Regions from separate parts of the Mus musculus genome. Here region 2 is linked to region 1. The links are chromatin loops, found by intact Hi-C in ENCODE. Cell type or tissue: gastrocnemius. All regions are shown on one strand.

Region 1 (8,000 bases):
GCAATGGCCAGACTTGAGTTTCTTAGATCTCAAAGACTGCCTCTAGTGACCCAGGGCAGCTCTCAGGGTCTGTTCTCCCTCCACTGCCGGGGAAAGACAATGACAAAGGAGAAAAATAGTATTAAAATACAGTTACTGAATACTTACAGTCAAGTATGTAACACACCTACCTGCTCCCCTTTTCTTGACGCCATCCCGGCTTGGCCCCGTTACATCGGCAGTCAGGAAGCAGGGATGGATGAGTGTCGGTGATCAGCTAAAGGAAGGCAAAATGTAAAGTACAGTGCCTGTGACACGGTGGGCATTTGTGACAAGGCCCACAGGACACGTGTATAAGCAGATGTGTGAAACTCTTCATGAGGACAGCTTCAGCTGAGTGTGATTCCTGTTCTTGTCCCTTGCTTCTTCCTGGGAACTTCACTTCCTTATCAGTTAACCGGTCTTAGGCATTTTGTCATAGCAACAACAACAACAACAACAACAACAACAACAACAACAACAACAATGGCCACAGCACAGACTAAACTATCATATCCTGGACTGCCTACCTTGAGATTTCTTAGAAGAGTATGCGGGAGTAAATGAGGGGCGGGGGCTGGGCTGGGGTTCCAAATTTCACTTCCAAAGCACTTTCTCATTCAGCGATGTGACTTGTCATTAGGTCTCACCTCCTAAAGGTTAACGAGGCACACACTACAGTGAAAGGCAGATAGTACTATTACTGTTTTGGTCAACTGCAAATTGATACTTTTTTTACTGTATTGAGTCAGTTTCAAAACCACACACACATTCCCAATGCCTTAAGCCTTCTCCCCACACCCCTCACCTCAACTCTGCCACACAGACCACATTCTCAGCCTCTGTTAAATGCTAATTATATCCCCCAGTAAGGAACATTGAGTAAAATGCTGACAGAGACCAAGCGTCTAATAATTAGTGGCTAACGACTATAGACAGGGAGGCAATTAGGAGGTTTGTATCAATTCAGACTTCCTGCATGAGCCCTGGTGCATTGTTTCTGCCAGCGGTGGTGGTTTTCATAGGGAGGATGTGAGGCGATAAAGGGTAAGGGAGTAGTAGGGGCCTTGACACTCTTCAGACCCAAAAGACTCCCTTTTCTAGCCCCTGCTCCCAGGGGGGACCTTCTGCCATCAGAACTAGGTCAAACAGGATGTATGTAAGACCACAGGGCTTTGAAAAGGCCAAAGAGTGCATTAGTTAGCTTTCTGTTTCTGTAACAAAATGCATGAGGTTACTTAAAAAGAGAGGTTTATTTTAGCTCATAGCTTGTGAGGTTTCAGCCTGTCATTGATTGGGGTCCCGATACTTACTTCAAGGGCATTCTCTCAGTGGTTTATCTTCCTCCCATTAGGTCTTACCTCCCAGACAGTCTACTTTCTATCATCTTAGAAGGGGTAGCAGATGTCTTTGGAAAACACTTATCTATGCCATAGCAAACTGCAAAGATGGCCTAGCCTGGCTTTGAATTCCCAGTTTTTCCTCCTCCACAGTCCGTGTTGGGATGACAGGAGCACACCAGCACACTGAGCTTATGGGACTATCTCTGCTTAGTCCATTTCTTTCCTTTGGCATCATATCCTTTAGCACTGAAGGCATCAGTCCCACTCAGAATGCTAATGTTGGCAAACCAGCCTTCTTTACAAGTGAGGCACAGGCTCAGTTCTGTTAGAGTTCCTGGATGTATATAAGAAAGGAAAAAAATTAGTATTGTTTATAATTAAAACATCCTTGTCATAATCACTTTTATTAGAATAAGATCTTTCTAGGTTTTTTTTTTTTTTTTTTGAGATAGAGTCTTATAGATATACAACTCACTATATAACCCAGGTCTTGTGGCAATTCCCCTGCCAAGTCCTTGGCTTTATAGCTATGAGCTACCACAATCAGCTAAAATATCAAGTTTTAAACTTTTATTTAATTTATTTAAGAAGGAGAAGGAAGAATAGGAGGAGGAAGAGAAGGGGAGAAGAGGAAAAAGAAAGAAAAGAAAAGAAAGAAAGAGAGAGAGAAAGAAGAGGAGGAGGGAGAGGAGGAGTAGGGGGAGAAAGAGGAGGAGGAGGGGGAGGAAGAGGTGGAGGAGGAAGAGGAGGAGGGAGAGGAGGAGGAGGAGGAAGAGGAGGAGGAAGAGGAGGAGGAAGAGGAGGAGGAATTGTAGTATCTTTCCTAGAAGGGATATCAGTAAGAATTATGTCAGTGAACTTTTCTATTGATTTAAGATGGTGTTCCATCCCTCTCTCCCTCCCTCTCTTCCTCCACTCTCTATTTTTCTTTCTCACCTTCTCCTTTCCCTTTCAGGTCTTATGTACTACAGACTGGTTTCAAACTTGATATGTAGGCTAGGATGACTTTGAACTCCTGATCTGCCCGCCTCTACCTCTCAAGTGCTAAAATTACAGACATGGACCACGTTCTATATGCAGCTAGCACTTCCATAAATACCCTGCCTTGTCATCATCGCAACCCTTTTACCACGTGATCTAGTTCACTATATAGTTCACCTGTCTATGCCCAAATGTGGGGGTTTTCAGGGCATTTGTCTAAAAGATACTAAAAGCTCTGTCCAAATTCTAAGGGGACATGTGCATGTGCTACTGCACACAGAGGGAGGCCAAAGGGCAACCTTGAGTGTTGAGTTTGGTTTTCTACTAGGTTTGAGACATGTTCTTATTGTTTGCTATAGACTAGGCTAGCTGGCCTGTGAACGTCCAAGGATTCTATTTCTGAGCTCTATCTTGAGGCAGGTGAGCAGGGATTACAACTATGTGCTATCCACATCCATTTTCACGTAAGTTCTTGGGGTGCAAACTCTAGTCCTTGTGTTTCCATGGCAAGCTTCATACACAATGAGCCACTTCCCAGTTTTTTACTTTCTTATCTTGGGAAATCTGGCAAAGGGGTAACTAACTACAACAAATTGTTTTTGTTATTCTTCATAATTAATAACCCCCTTTTATAGTTTTCTTTCTTTCTTTCTTTCTTTCTTTCTTTCTTTCTTTCTTTCTTTCCTTCCTCCCTCCCTCCCTCCCTCCCTTCTTTCTTCCCTCCCTCCCTCCCTCCCTCCTTCCTTTCTTTCTTTCTTTCTTTCTTTCTTTCTTTCTTTCTTTCTTTCTTTCTTTCTTTCTTTCTTTCTCCTTCCTGCCTGCCTGCCTGCCTGCTTGCTTGCTTGCTTTTTACTGGTTATTTTATATACATTTCAAATGTTGCCTCCTTCCTGGTCTCCCCTGTGCAACTTCCTTCATGCCCCCTGCTTCTATGAGGGTGCTACCCCAACCACCCATCCACCCACCCCCACCTCCCTAGCATTTCCCTTTGATGGGGCATCAAGCCTCCACAGGACCAAGGGCCTCTCTTCCCATCGATGCCAGATAATGCAGTCCTCTAAATTAATAGCCCTTTTAGATCTTGTGGGTTTGTTTTGTTATTGTTGCTATCACGTGTGTGTGTGTGTGTGTGTGTGTGTGCATGCATGTGCATGTGTACATGTGCATGCCACAAGGAGTGTGTGTAGAGAAGAAGACATCTTGGAGATACTGGTTCTGCTTCCACCATGAAGGCCCTGGGGGTTGACTTCAGATTATCAGAAAACACCTTCACCTGCCAAGCCGCCTCATCAGCCTGGCCATTAGATCTATAGAGCTCAGGCTGGGAATAAACATCTTGAAAATCTCCACTTTGAGTGGCTTCTGGAAATGATAAGAAGAAATCGGAGTGTACTTGGACTCTTGGGTCATTTCTGCCACACTTGGTTTTCACGGGAACCAACTCCATCTGCCACATCCTCTTGGAAGAGTAACTAAGATCAGCAGTGTTAGTAGCTATCTGGAAACACTGTTTCTGGAACATTCTCTCACCTCAGGAGGATAAAGTGGAAGCTGAGAAGTTGTGGCATTCACTGTCTTGCAATTGTCTTTGAGGGATTCTGTAATAGAGTCACTTCAAAGTCCCCATAATTCCTCAAGATCAGACAAAAGTTCTCGGATTGGAAGACAGATCTTCCCTCCTCAGTGATAATTTCCAGACCACAGGCCTCTTTTTGGATCACCAGGACAGTGACATAGTGACATGGCTAGGATTGGAAGCAGCTGCTAACAACCTGAGTCTTAACCAACATTTTATCCACAATATATATATAATATATATATATTTTACAATCTTGAGGGCCATAGCTTCTGTTTTCAATTCCTGGGCAGTAACATCAGCAAGCAACACACGGCTCAATAGCAGTGTAGTGTTGCTCAGATGTCAGCAGTTAGTATATCCACAGCAGGGCCTTTTCTGTCTCTACAGCCTTCTACTAGTTAAGTAAACTTCATATCATCACTTTTCCATTAAATACAATTTCTTTCTTTCTTTCTTTCTTTCTTTCTTTCTTTCTTTCTTTCTTCCTTCCTTCCTTTCTTTCTTTCTTTCTCGAAACTCAGAAATCCACCTGCCTCTGCCTCCCGAGTGCTGGGATTAAAGGCGTGTGCCACCACGCCCGGCCCTATTTATTTCTTTATTTGAATTCTGAAGTTAAGTCTATCTATGTAGCCCAGGTTGGCCTAGAGTTCACTTATACTCCAGGTTGGCCATAAATTTGTGGTAACCCAGACATCTCAGCCTCTCAGATATGAGAATTATAAGGAAGCCAAAATCCTCCTCTGGCCCCCTGGGCATCTCGCTCATGTGTACCTATGCCTCCAGCTTTAGTGATGTGCACCTTATTGGGGTGGGGTTGACCCACACACGGAGAGTTAGCATTTTCTCAATTCAACAATCAATGTGAATATCTTTCTTCCTGCACAGTTGGACCACTGCCAAGCTTCTGACCTTTTTAATGTCCACGTACAACCTGAACTTCACCATCCTTTGGAAGGCACACAGACTGAACCTGATGCTTCTATCTCAGCACTTTGGAAAGAGGGGGAAAGACACGATCTTCCTCTGAATGTGAGAAAATGTATTGAAATGCCTTACGTAGTTTTTGCTTCAATTAGAAGTCCCAAAAGGATCAAACATCTTGGCAGCTGATGCTCCATTGATGGATGCTAAAAGGAAAAGTTCTGTTTTCTTTTTAAATTAAAAGCACTTATGTGCAAATAAAAAGTATCAGCCAAAAATAAAGGTATTAATAAATTACACTTTGTCAGAATTAAATATTCCTGCATTTTAAAGGACATAATTAAGGAATTCAAATACACGGTATCAACTAAGAGAAAAGAACATATACATAAAAGGAGTTGCATGTTATGGAAATAAAAAGAAATCTTTAAAAAATGATTGGATGTGTGCACTTGAGTTTGGGTACTTGTAGAGGCCAAGAGAGGTTGTCAGACATGAATGCTTGGAATTGAATCTAGGTTGTCTGAAAGAGCAGCAAGTGCTCCCAACAGCTGAAATATTTCTCCAGTTCCAGAAATAAGGAAACCTAACATCTCAGCTTGAAATAATATATCTTGCTAAGATGAAAATATCTATTAAAAATGAGCAGACTTGAACACACCATCAAAAAATGTATGGAGGGCAAATAAGCAGATAAGACATTTGACGGTACTAGTCATTAGGGAAATGCAAATTCAAGCCACAGGAAGAGTACCACCAACCTGTTAGAATGACTACAATTAAAGCCGACTAATGCTCTCGGAGCTGGTGAGGAAGCAGAGTAACTGGCTGTCTTATGCCTCGTTGGCAGGAAAGCAAAGTGGCCAGGCAATATTAGAAACAGCCAGGCAAAATCTGGAAAGTTGAATATGCATCTGCCAGATACCCTGGCAATATTGCTCAAGAGACTTTGTGTGTGTGTGTGTGTATGTGTGTGTGTGTATCTACAATTCATAGCATTATTAGTCAGACTCAGGAAAACTACCTCTTTTCCAGAAAAATATCCCACTCTGAGTAGTATTTGGAGGGTTCCTAGACTTGTTGAAGCTAACACACAGATCCCAAGTTAAGTACCCTTAACCTAGGATTCCAGAACATTTCCCCAACTGAGAGTCAAGGGAAGAGCTGCAGAGAAGATCCAAGCTGAATTGCAGAGCAACGTTTCATTCGCGTTGCTTACTCGTATTGGACAGCAGATGGCGCGCCCGCCTGCCTGAACGCCGGGCAGGTTGCACTCTAAGAACGCGGTGGCGCGCGAGGGGGCGTGGCGCAGTGCCTCTCACCACCTCGTCCGAGAAACAGCTTCCAAGTGTGCGTGGAGGAAGGACGCCAGATTGCAGGTGGCTAGGAGCAGCCCCGGGGGGCCCCCCTCTGTATTCCTTCCTAGCGTTGAGCTGTAGATGCGGCGTAGCGGTGGAGAGATGCGCGTCCCTCAGGGTGCTTGGATGCGGTGTGCGAGCAGAGCTCTTGGCAGTAAGCACAAACCACAGAAACCTGACTGCAAATACTTCCACATGCAAAGGAGGAAACCGAAACCTTCCTGCGTCATTTAAAAGGAACGAAAGCTGGAGATGTAGTTCAGTGGTAAACTCTTGTCTAGCTTACGTGAGTGAGGGCTAGGTTCAATTCTCTGTACTGGCAAATTCAAATAAAATAAAACCAAACGAAAAGCATCCAAACAACTCTGTTTTTTTTTTTTTTTTTTAACCTTCTTATAGAGCGGTCTTTCCCCTGCACACTAGACTTCTTCCTTATTGTGGGCAGTGTGGTACAGGTAAACTAAGAGAAGCTTGACTGAAGACGCGTAGGGCTTGTTTTCTCAGCTGCTATCCTTGGCTCATCCAAGCAGGAGGGTAGAAGTTAGAGCCTGAAAAGCAGAGAGACGCTCAGCCTGGGCAGAGAAGAAGAGACCCCTCGAACTTAGTACTGGGGAAAGTGAGTCCCAGAAGGCAGTAGGCATTGTAAGGTTACTCAATTGGTTGACATGTATATCCCTCCGAATAAGGATGAAGGTGTCTGGTGTGCAGGCAAAACAGTGTTTTGTAGGGGGATCAGGGTTTCTAAAAGCCAGTTGTTTTCATGGGGTCATAAATTAGCCCAGCTCCTAAAGCAATGATGCTTTGCAGCAAGGGTTCTCAACCCGTGGGTCGCGACCCGTCTCGAGAGTTTGACTAACGTTTTCACAGCGGTTACATATCCAGATATCCTATCCTGCGTATCAGATATTTACATCACGATTCATACCAGCAGCAAGATTACAGTTATGAAGTAGCAACGAAAGTAATTTTATGCTTGGGCTCATCATAAAGCAAAAAACTGTATTAAGGGATTCCAGCCTGAGAAAGGTTGAGAAACACTACTCTAGCGCATTGCTTCTCAGCAGCCTGCCTGTGATTTCAGCACCAGGGAGAGGCAGAGGCAGGAGGATCACCTTGGCGTTCAAGGCTAACTTGGGTGAGTTCCAGGTCCACTTGTGCTAAAGTGTAATGCCCTGTTTCTGGTGGGGAAAAAGAAAAGATTCTGGCTCATGATCAACTGTGCCTCAAGAAGAAGGATGTGCAGACCAGATGCCCGGGTCTTCCATTTCCTAACCCAGTCGGGAGGAATGGGAGGTGGGATAAGTCCGTATTCTAAATAAGCATTCTGATTAATCCTTCCATCCTCCTCAATATTTTTAAAATAATTACTTATTTATTTTATGTATATGTATACTGTAGCCATCTTCAGACACACCAGAAGAGGGCATCAGATCTCACTATAGATGATTGTGAGCCACCATGTAGTTGCTGGGAATTGAACTCATGACCTCTGGAAGAGCAGTCAGTGCTCTTAATTGCTGCGCTATCTCTCCAGCTCCATTTTCCCCAATTTTTGCTTGTTTTACTGTTTTGCTTGAGGCAGGGTCTTGCTATGTAGCTCAACTGGCCTAACCCATGGACTAACCCATGCTACCCTTGGACCTCTGATTCTCCCATCTCCCCGGGGCTGCCAAGGCAAGTCTATACCACCACACTGGAAACTCGGAGTGTGAGAACTAGGGCCTTTTGGTAGTTCAGATGAAAGAGAGCCAGGTTCTGAGTTCCCAACTCTTTCCAAAGTTGATTTTTCTGCTACAAATG
Region 2 (8,000 bases), 810 kb after region 1:
CAGGGCTACACAGAGAAACCTTGTCTTGAAAACAACAAACTTCACAAAAAAAAAACCAAAAACCCAAAAGACTCTCCATCCTTTGATTCAGGTCAGTAGTGAGACAGATCTGAACATTGCAGTGGTTTAAAAGCACTGTTTATCTTTATGCACGTGTGTACCTGGCAGAGGCTCGGATGCTGCCTGAAACAGGCACTTGTGTGCCATTCCTAATGGTCCCACCAACGGGGGAGCACTGAAGGGCTTTATAGTTGTCTTCTCCCAGGCGAGGACACTGGTGGCTTGACTAGGAATGGCTCCTAGGGCTCATATATTGGATGTTTGGTCATTAGGAAGCGACAGCCACTTGACCAGGATTAGGACAAGTGGCCTTGTTGGAGGAAGTGTGTCACTGGGGGTGAAGGGGGGTGGGCTTTGGAGTTTCAAATGCTCATGTCAGGCCCAGTAGCTCTCCCTGCTGCCTGCTGATCTAGATGTAGAACTCTGGGCTTCTCTAGCACCGTCTGTCTGTCTGCCACCATGTTTCCTGTCGTCGTCGTGATAATGGACTGAACCTCTGAACTGTAAGCCAGCCCCAGTGAAATGCTTCACTTTATAAGGATTGCTGGGGTCACAGTGTTGTCATAGGAATAGGACACAAAGATACCACCAGCATCTCACTGGAACCACTGCAGTGGCTGTCACATGCAAAAGTTGTCTTTGAAGGCCTGGACAGAGCTAGCTAACACTCTGTTGGAGCAAAGCCTAATTATATTAGTACTTGTTTTTTAAAAACTTAGTATATACTTATGTCCCTTGTTCTGGTAACACTGGGATGGTATATCAGACGACCCAGTGGTGTCAGAACTCTCCACCATGGAGGCTATGGGGATTAGGTTGTAGTTAGGCAGGGCTGCAAATGATGTCACCTACTGAGCCATCTTACCTTTGTGCCCTTGTGAGTGTGTGTGTGTGTGTGTTGCATGTGCAGAGTCAGGACAACCTGTGAGAGTTGGTTCTCTCTTACCATGTGGGTCTCAGGAATTGAATTCAGGTTGTTAGACTTGGTGGCAAGTGCCTTTCCCCACTGAGCCATCTTGCTTGCTCACTGGTCATTTTTGGTAATACTTTCCATATCACAGTGTACTTGACCTAGGAAGATCAGCTAAAGTTTAACCATCTAGTTAAAGAAGAAAAAGTGAGAAAATTTACCTTCTATTATACTTGATGTCATCAATTCTACTTCTCTTGACCATGTAGTATTCTATTTTATAGATAGGGCTTCATGTCACCTGTGAGCAATATTGCTAAAAAACATACTTAGCAATATGCTAAATTTCTGGCTCCAGCCTGCAGTCCAGCAGCCTTAGCCTCCACTCCCTTTTAGAGTGTGTGTGTGTGACTTGGACTTAGCTCTATATAAATGTATGTAACTTGGATTCAACTCTCATTTAAAAAAAAATAGATCTATTAGGAAAATGAATGTTTTTAAATAGCAACTATGTGGCTCTCTTACATGTTTGTCAGTGACCTCATCAAGATGTCAGCAGCCACATGGCTGGTAGCCTTCTTTACTGAGGTTAAAGTATGTGCCATGTGACTTAACCACATCTTCAGATGACCTCACAACATAGAACAATCACTGTAAAACTTCTCAGTCCTAACGAGCTCTGTTATCATTGTACCTCTTCTTAGACGAAGGAAGCAATAAGTCTCAGAGATTTTGGGTTGGTATGGATTCTTGAATGATGATGAAAGTTTAAGGTTATATTTGATACAACGTACTGTACATGTGGTTCAGCTCTGGTTTAGAATATATCCTATGTGATCAGTAAAAATTTAAGGTTCTAAAGGTCTGTTCACATTAACAAAGGCTAAGTTAAGATGTGTGTCAAACTCCTTATGTCTTTGCTAACTGTTCAACAATAAGCTGCTAGAAAATTTAGGTAATACCATATGCCTGATAAATAATATATATTTGATAAATCCCTAGTTCACAGTATGATTAAATGTTTAATTTTGATACTAGAAAAGCTTTAATTAAAAAATTGTTATTTCTAATGCTGAAACTTAACAGGGAAAAAGCTGTTAAAAAATCTAATCTTATAAAAACTACTAACTTACTGTAAACTGTTAAGGATAATTAAGACATGTAAGTTGATAGTCACATTATAAATGATCAAATTCTTTTAATGTGTTCAGAACTATTTTTGCAGTTCTAATTAAGTACTAATTAATTTTAAGAATAAGCTTTATTTAGCCTCCTGTATAGATTTTTAAAGTGAAGCCTAAGACAAGTAACTAGATATAAAGAAAGCTTGTATATTTATATATACTTAATTGGATAGATTGTCCTCAAACTCTCTGGAGATCTGCTGAATATAGCACTTAAAATGTTTAATAAGAGTATCTCTACCTAGTAGATAATGGTCCCCAACCTCTTCATAGAGGCTGCTGAATATGGTGTTCACGATGTTTAACAATAAAGCTTCCTGTGATAGAGGTACCAGTTTCTGGCAGCACCCCTAAAATCTCCAAAGAATATGGTGGGCCCCGAAGAATTTCAGCTGGAAGCTGCTTTAAGTACAGCAAAGCTGGACACTGGGTGAAGAACAGCCCTTTTTCACCTCGGTCACTGCCAGGACCTGTTAAAACTGGACAGGCGGGATACTAGAGTGTTGATTGCCCTGATTTGCCTAGACAAGGTAGGCCAGTTCCCTCAGATTCCTCCTCCACAGGGTAGTCTGTTGGATCTTCTGGGCCCGGCAATCAAAGACTAATACCGGCCTAGGACCTCTTCCTGAAAGGATCATAAAGGAACCCAGGGTGATTTTCTGCCATGGACTGACCTCAGTAGGTCCCTCCATCCACAGGAGAATCAGAGTCCTGGTACAGGTGGGCAGGGAGTCAGTGAAAAGGATGACAAACAGACTCGAACACAAGGGAGTGTTATATCTGATTGTAATTTGTCAAAGTGAGCATCAGACTTAAATATTACAGAAGAAAACAAAGAAGTTAGGTGACACAACAGCCAAGGTTTCGTTGAATTATCTGACACAAAACAGAGAAATGCATTCAAAAGACTGGCAGGAACCAGGCAGTGTTTACAATTGAGATAAGATCAGTCCTATCTAGAGTCGGCTATAGTCAGGAGCCAGGTGAGGATTTCACACCCTAGTCACAATTTATGCTATTCCTCTGAGCCCTGTGAAAGCTTGCACCAGGGGGTTCTGCTCTAGCAGACCTTTTTCATGAATAATGCAATACTGTAGTTCTTCCTTAAACCACAACCCTCTTTTTCCTAGGCCATGGTAAATTCTTGCATTTGGGAGTAACTTGGCTGCTCTTTTAAGTATCTGTAGGGAATCTTCATTTGTCAGAAGAACTCACCGACTTTCTTCTAAATACACAATGTAGTCTGCCATACCTGACTGTAATGAAGATTCTAAGTATACTTTGCTAAGCTTGCCCTGAGATTTCTAACTCCTATCCAGTAAAATATGCAAGAAAGCATGCAAGACCCTCCACACGATCGCAGGGACAAATTTGGAGCATTCTTGCTATGGGAATGCCAAGGTTCCAGGAGGCTAAGTTTCCGTGAAACCCTTTGCCTTGGGACTGCATCCAAGCCTTTAGGCCTGTCATGCAGACTTCACTGGAGTGGGTGTGGCAATTTTCCAGGTAGCCAGTAAATCTGTCATTTTTAGTAGATTCAGAAGCTGCTTGCTCTGAGCTTCCTGCTTACTCCCGTGAAATTTATCCTCAGCTCTCTGATGGTGTAGATGACTAGGTAATGATAGCTTTGCTAGCTTTTCACAGTGACCAAGGCTTCAGTTGCCTTCTCAGCTCTTCATGTGCAAACACCAAGTCTCTCGCCTTACTTTTCTAGAGCTACTACTGGGTCTAGACACAGTTTACCTTGCTACCAGACTCTAAAAGGAGATAAACATTTCAATGTAACTTTTTACTATTCCTTTATTTAAAGGAACTCTATTTCCAATGACAGGTCTCGGTCAGCCACAGACAGAAAAAAGGTGTCAAGTCTATGTAAGGTCTGAGAGACGAAAGCTTAACTTGTGAGGGCCTAAGAAAATATTTTAAGATATGTCGATGCAAGTCCTAAAGGTCTAAGAAAGTGTCGTACTGTGTATAAATGCAACGTGTAAAGGTATAAAAAAAATGACTTAAGACATGTAAAAATCAAAAAAGCACTTCAGATGTCTTTCCTTAACTATGCTATTGTTATATTAAGACTTCAAAAGTTCAGTTTTAACATTAATCGGGAGAGTTCGGGTAAGATATTAATCTAGCTAGCTCTGGTAAAGTACTGACAATGTTATCATACTCATAAGTTCAAGGTTTTAAATTTCCTTTGGTTGTCTTCTATGTATAGACATAAAAATGCTTGTCATTGTGCTAAAAATATCTGTCTAATATTTATACACCCAGACTTCTGGATAGAGGAAAGATTGTTCATACTTTTAACCTAGAATCACTTTTGGGTCCCCAAGATTTTACTGTGACTCAAAGGCGTGAGTCTACTTACTGCCTTTTCTACAACGTGGATTTCAGTACAGATTACAAACAGTGGTAATGCTAACATATCTAAAACTTATTTCTTTTTGTAAAACATAAAAACATTTTCTTTTTTTTTTCTTTCTTTTTCTTTTTTGGTTTTTTTGAGACAGGGTTTTTCTGTGCAGCCGTGGCTGTCCTGGAACTCACTCTGTAGACCAGGCTGGCCTTGAACTCAGAAATCTGCCTGCCTCTGCCTCCCAAGTGCTGGGATCAAAGGCGTGTGCCACCACTGCCCGGCTACATAAACGTTTTCTCTCATAAGCTTCAGGGAATTGATTTGGATCCACCTCTCATAGGTCAAACCAACTCCAGAAAAGTGCTGTCAATCAACAACCTGTCCCCACTTGCCAACCCCTCCTATCCCTGAGAGTGAGCTCTCTCTCTTTCATGGTCATGGGACTCCCCTCCCCCAGCTACCACGCCCATGGGCCTGAACATTTAATGTATGCCCGGATACAATTTTCCATAAACTCCTTCACTTTACCTTCATTCCCTAGTCTGTCTGTCCCAACAGACTTCAAGTCTACTGCAGATTGCTCCAGCACCTGTTCCTGGTGTCCCCTCGAAATCTGCATCCCAGACTGCTTCAAACTGGCTAGCCCCAGGTGATCTGGCCTTACACACTGCTCCAAATGCTGCCTGCTTGTCCCTAGCCCTAGCCGGTTCCGCAGAGCCTGGATAGCAAGTGAAACGGCCTGTACTTCTAGGGCTTGCCAGCATCACAGCTTTCTTGGGTCCCAAAGATGTTGACACCCCAGACAGTAGGAAGCAATCTAAAGAGCACCCCCATTCCTGCCTCACTCTCAATCACCCCTTCCTATCTCCTCTTTTATAATAAACAAAAGGGAAGTGTGTTGGGAACTGGGTCCCCTCTCCCACCTTCAGCAGCAACTTAGCATCTGTAACCAGTCAACACCAGTTGCCAAATGCAACATCCGTACCCTTTAAAAAAGTTCCTGCCTACATGGTGCTCTCTCTCTCTCTCTCTCTCTCTCTCTCTCTGTGTGTGTGTGTCCTTCCCTGTCTCTCTCATCTGTGCCTCTCTTTCTCAGAAGCGGCCCTCACCCCCTCCCAATAAATCTCTCAAGTGAGGTCTGTCACTCAGTGTGATCTTTGCAGCATTCCTTGGCCACAGTATTCTTCCACCACCGAAACCCTAACAGGCCGTATACCCTAGGTTATACGGACAGCACAAATTAGACTCAATGTGTTATTAAAACTTAAAAAAAAGAAGAAGACATGAAATTGGGGGTAGGATAGGGGATGGGGTGGATCTGGGGAGAATGGGAGATGAACACGATCAAAATACATCAAAATTCTGAAAGCGTTTATGAAAATTTCAAACCCTGAGTGGAGGTGGCCTGGGGATGTGGATTCAGGTCACATGTCTATGGTGGACATGACATGTTCCACCAGGGAGCTGGGCACACAAGCTCACAGCGTAAGAACATCGGGTTTGCAGAGCTGGGGTCCTGTTACAGGGTTAGATGTGGATTGGTACCATCCTTCCTTCACTTTTAGGTTATTGAAAGCCAATGGTCTGCCAGAGTAAAGTTTGCCTGATAGAAGGCGGCTGTGAGGTCAGTCACGAGTGGGCCATAGGGACTACAGAGAGGGCTGCAGGTATCCTGAGATCACTTTGGCTGTGGATTTGCAACATCCCAGCTCTCCATATTTTAATTAGTCAGACTTGTGGAATCAACAACACAGGTATGATTTCCCCCTCCTCCCCATCCCCTAAACTCAATTCATAGGCATTCTAATCTATCTCTTCTGAATGTTGGCTGGCTCACTGTTTCTCTGGTTTTAATTAATGTAAGCAATTCCTGTCTCCCGTTCCTGTTGCTTTCATGTTCCCAGGTAAGGAAAAAAATGGCTTCCAACTTAGCTGGAAAAGAATCTGCACGGAGCCAGTTATAGTTGGAGATCCTGTCACTTTTCAGATGAGGACCTCCCAGCTCTGAGGACCCTGAGTGGCAGTGAGCCCCGGGTGATTCCCTTTGATGGTCCTTCCTGCTCCCCTGGGACACTGGGAGACAGTCTGAGCAGGTTGAGGTGCCTGCAGAGAGTCAGGAATCCACAGTTCAGCTCTCTCTCCTCTGTGTGCTTCTTGGCACTTGTTTTTGTGGACTTTGGTTTGCTAGGGAAAACAGTCACGGTTTCTGAGGTAGCATTCGGTCTTTGCCTATTTGTATTTTAAATCTTGATCACTGACTAATGAACTTCAGATACTTTTAATGTGCTGTGCCAAATATTAGCCAAGGGTCTGGAGCTCTGCACAAGCAACTGAGTGAAGTAAGGAGCTTAGTGTGGGACACAGAACTATTCCTTTTAGAAGCAGATTGGAATACTGCACAGCAACTAGATGAACTTGTGTCTGTCTGTCTGTTTGTTTGTTTGTTTTTGATTGTCTTCATTATTTCAGCTTTTAAGCCCTATATCCGACTTGAGGTCGGCATCAGCTGCTGAATTCTACTCTGTTATTTGGTTTCAACAGGACACTAGAGATCATTTTTAAGAGGTATTTTTCTTTTGAAGTCTGTCTGTCTGTCTGTCTCTGGAGGCTAGAGATGTGGAGCTGGAGTTCTAGACAGAAGTAAGTAGCCTGAGTGCCAGGAAATGAACCCTGGTCTTGTACGAGAGCTGTATGTGCTCTTAGCCTCTGAGCCCCCCCACCCCCCATTTTGATATATTAAACCAGCCGGCCACAAACCTTTGACGGCTGTGAATGTAGTTCAGTGGTAGAGTGCTTGTCTAGAATGTACAAGGCTTTGGGCTTGATCCCCAACACTGAAAATCATTTTTTTTAATTAGTTGTCAACCATTTTAAATCTTTCAAGATTGGATATTACACAAACTCTAATATGATCTTTGTATGAAAAAAAAAATGGTAGGGGCCTGTGATGGGATTCTTGCTTGTTAAGTTGAATCAACTAAAACCCAAGAGGCTGGAATAACTGTGAGGGATTTTTCTTTTAGTTATTTAGAGTGGGAAGACCCAGCTTTAATCTGGATCGTTTGAGGTGGGACGATGTGGGCCTGGGTACCTGAGGTTATCCACAGAGATCTCTAGCCAGGCCGGGTGCAAGAGTTCCATCGAAGGGAAGCTAGTGCAGATAGGGAGGCGAAGTCTCTGCTGTGCCTTCCAGGTCGCTGGGTAACTCCAAGCTGCTCTGCACTGAGTTGGGTTGGGCTGGGCCGATGAGAAGCGAACTATCCAGTGAGGAGTGCTGTGGAACCTCAGGTGGCTCTTCAGGAGAGAAGATCTCTTCCCAAGTGTTACAGCTCCTGGAACAAAAGACTCAGATGACAGAGAAGTTCTCGCACACCTTGAACTTCCTGGATAGGATTTATATACAGTTTTGGGGGTGATTCAGGGTTTGACAGCAGATACCTCTCATTGGCCTGGACTGAGAGTTTGGGGGAAACCTTATTTGCATGTG

Evidence for each region. Peaks named below come from ENCODE experiments on the same cell type or tissue, not always from the same donor. Only the 100,000 strongest peaks of a DNase experiment are listed, where the experiment ranks them.
Region 2: a loop joins it to region 1, with 6 times the contacts of the local background. A loop is called at or near these places in 3 of 42 quality-filtered maps.

What each region holds. Positions count from the first base shown.
Region 1 is chr11:43,760,926-43,768,925 of GRCm38, forward strand. No RefSeq gene overlaps it. Among named protein-coding and RNA genes, the nearest start is that of Ttc1, 17 kb to the left of the region's middle. In gastrocnemius, a CTCF peak has its summit at 6,071 (motif pointing right); DNase peaks (open chromatin) are centred at 4,804 and 6,139; H3K4me3 peaks cover 474 bases.
Region 2 is chr11:44,566,915-44,574,914 of GRCm38, forward strand. No RefSeq gene overlaps it. Among named protein-coding and RNA genes, the nearest start is that of 4930597A21Rik, 15 kb to the right of the region's middle. In gastrocnemius, no CTCF peak of the experiment used is centred here; a DNase peak (open chromatin) is centred at 3,617.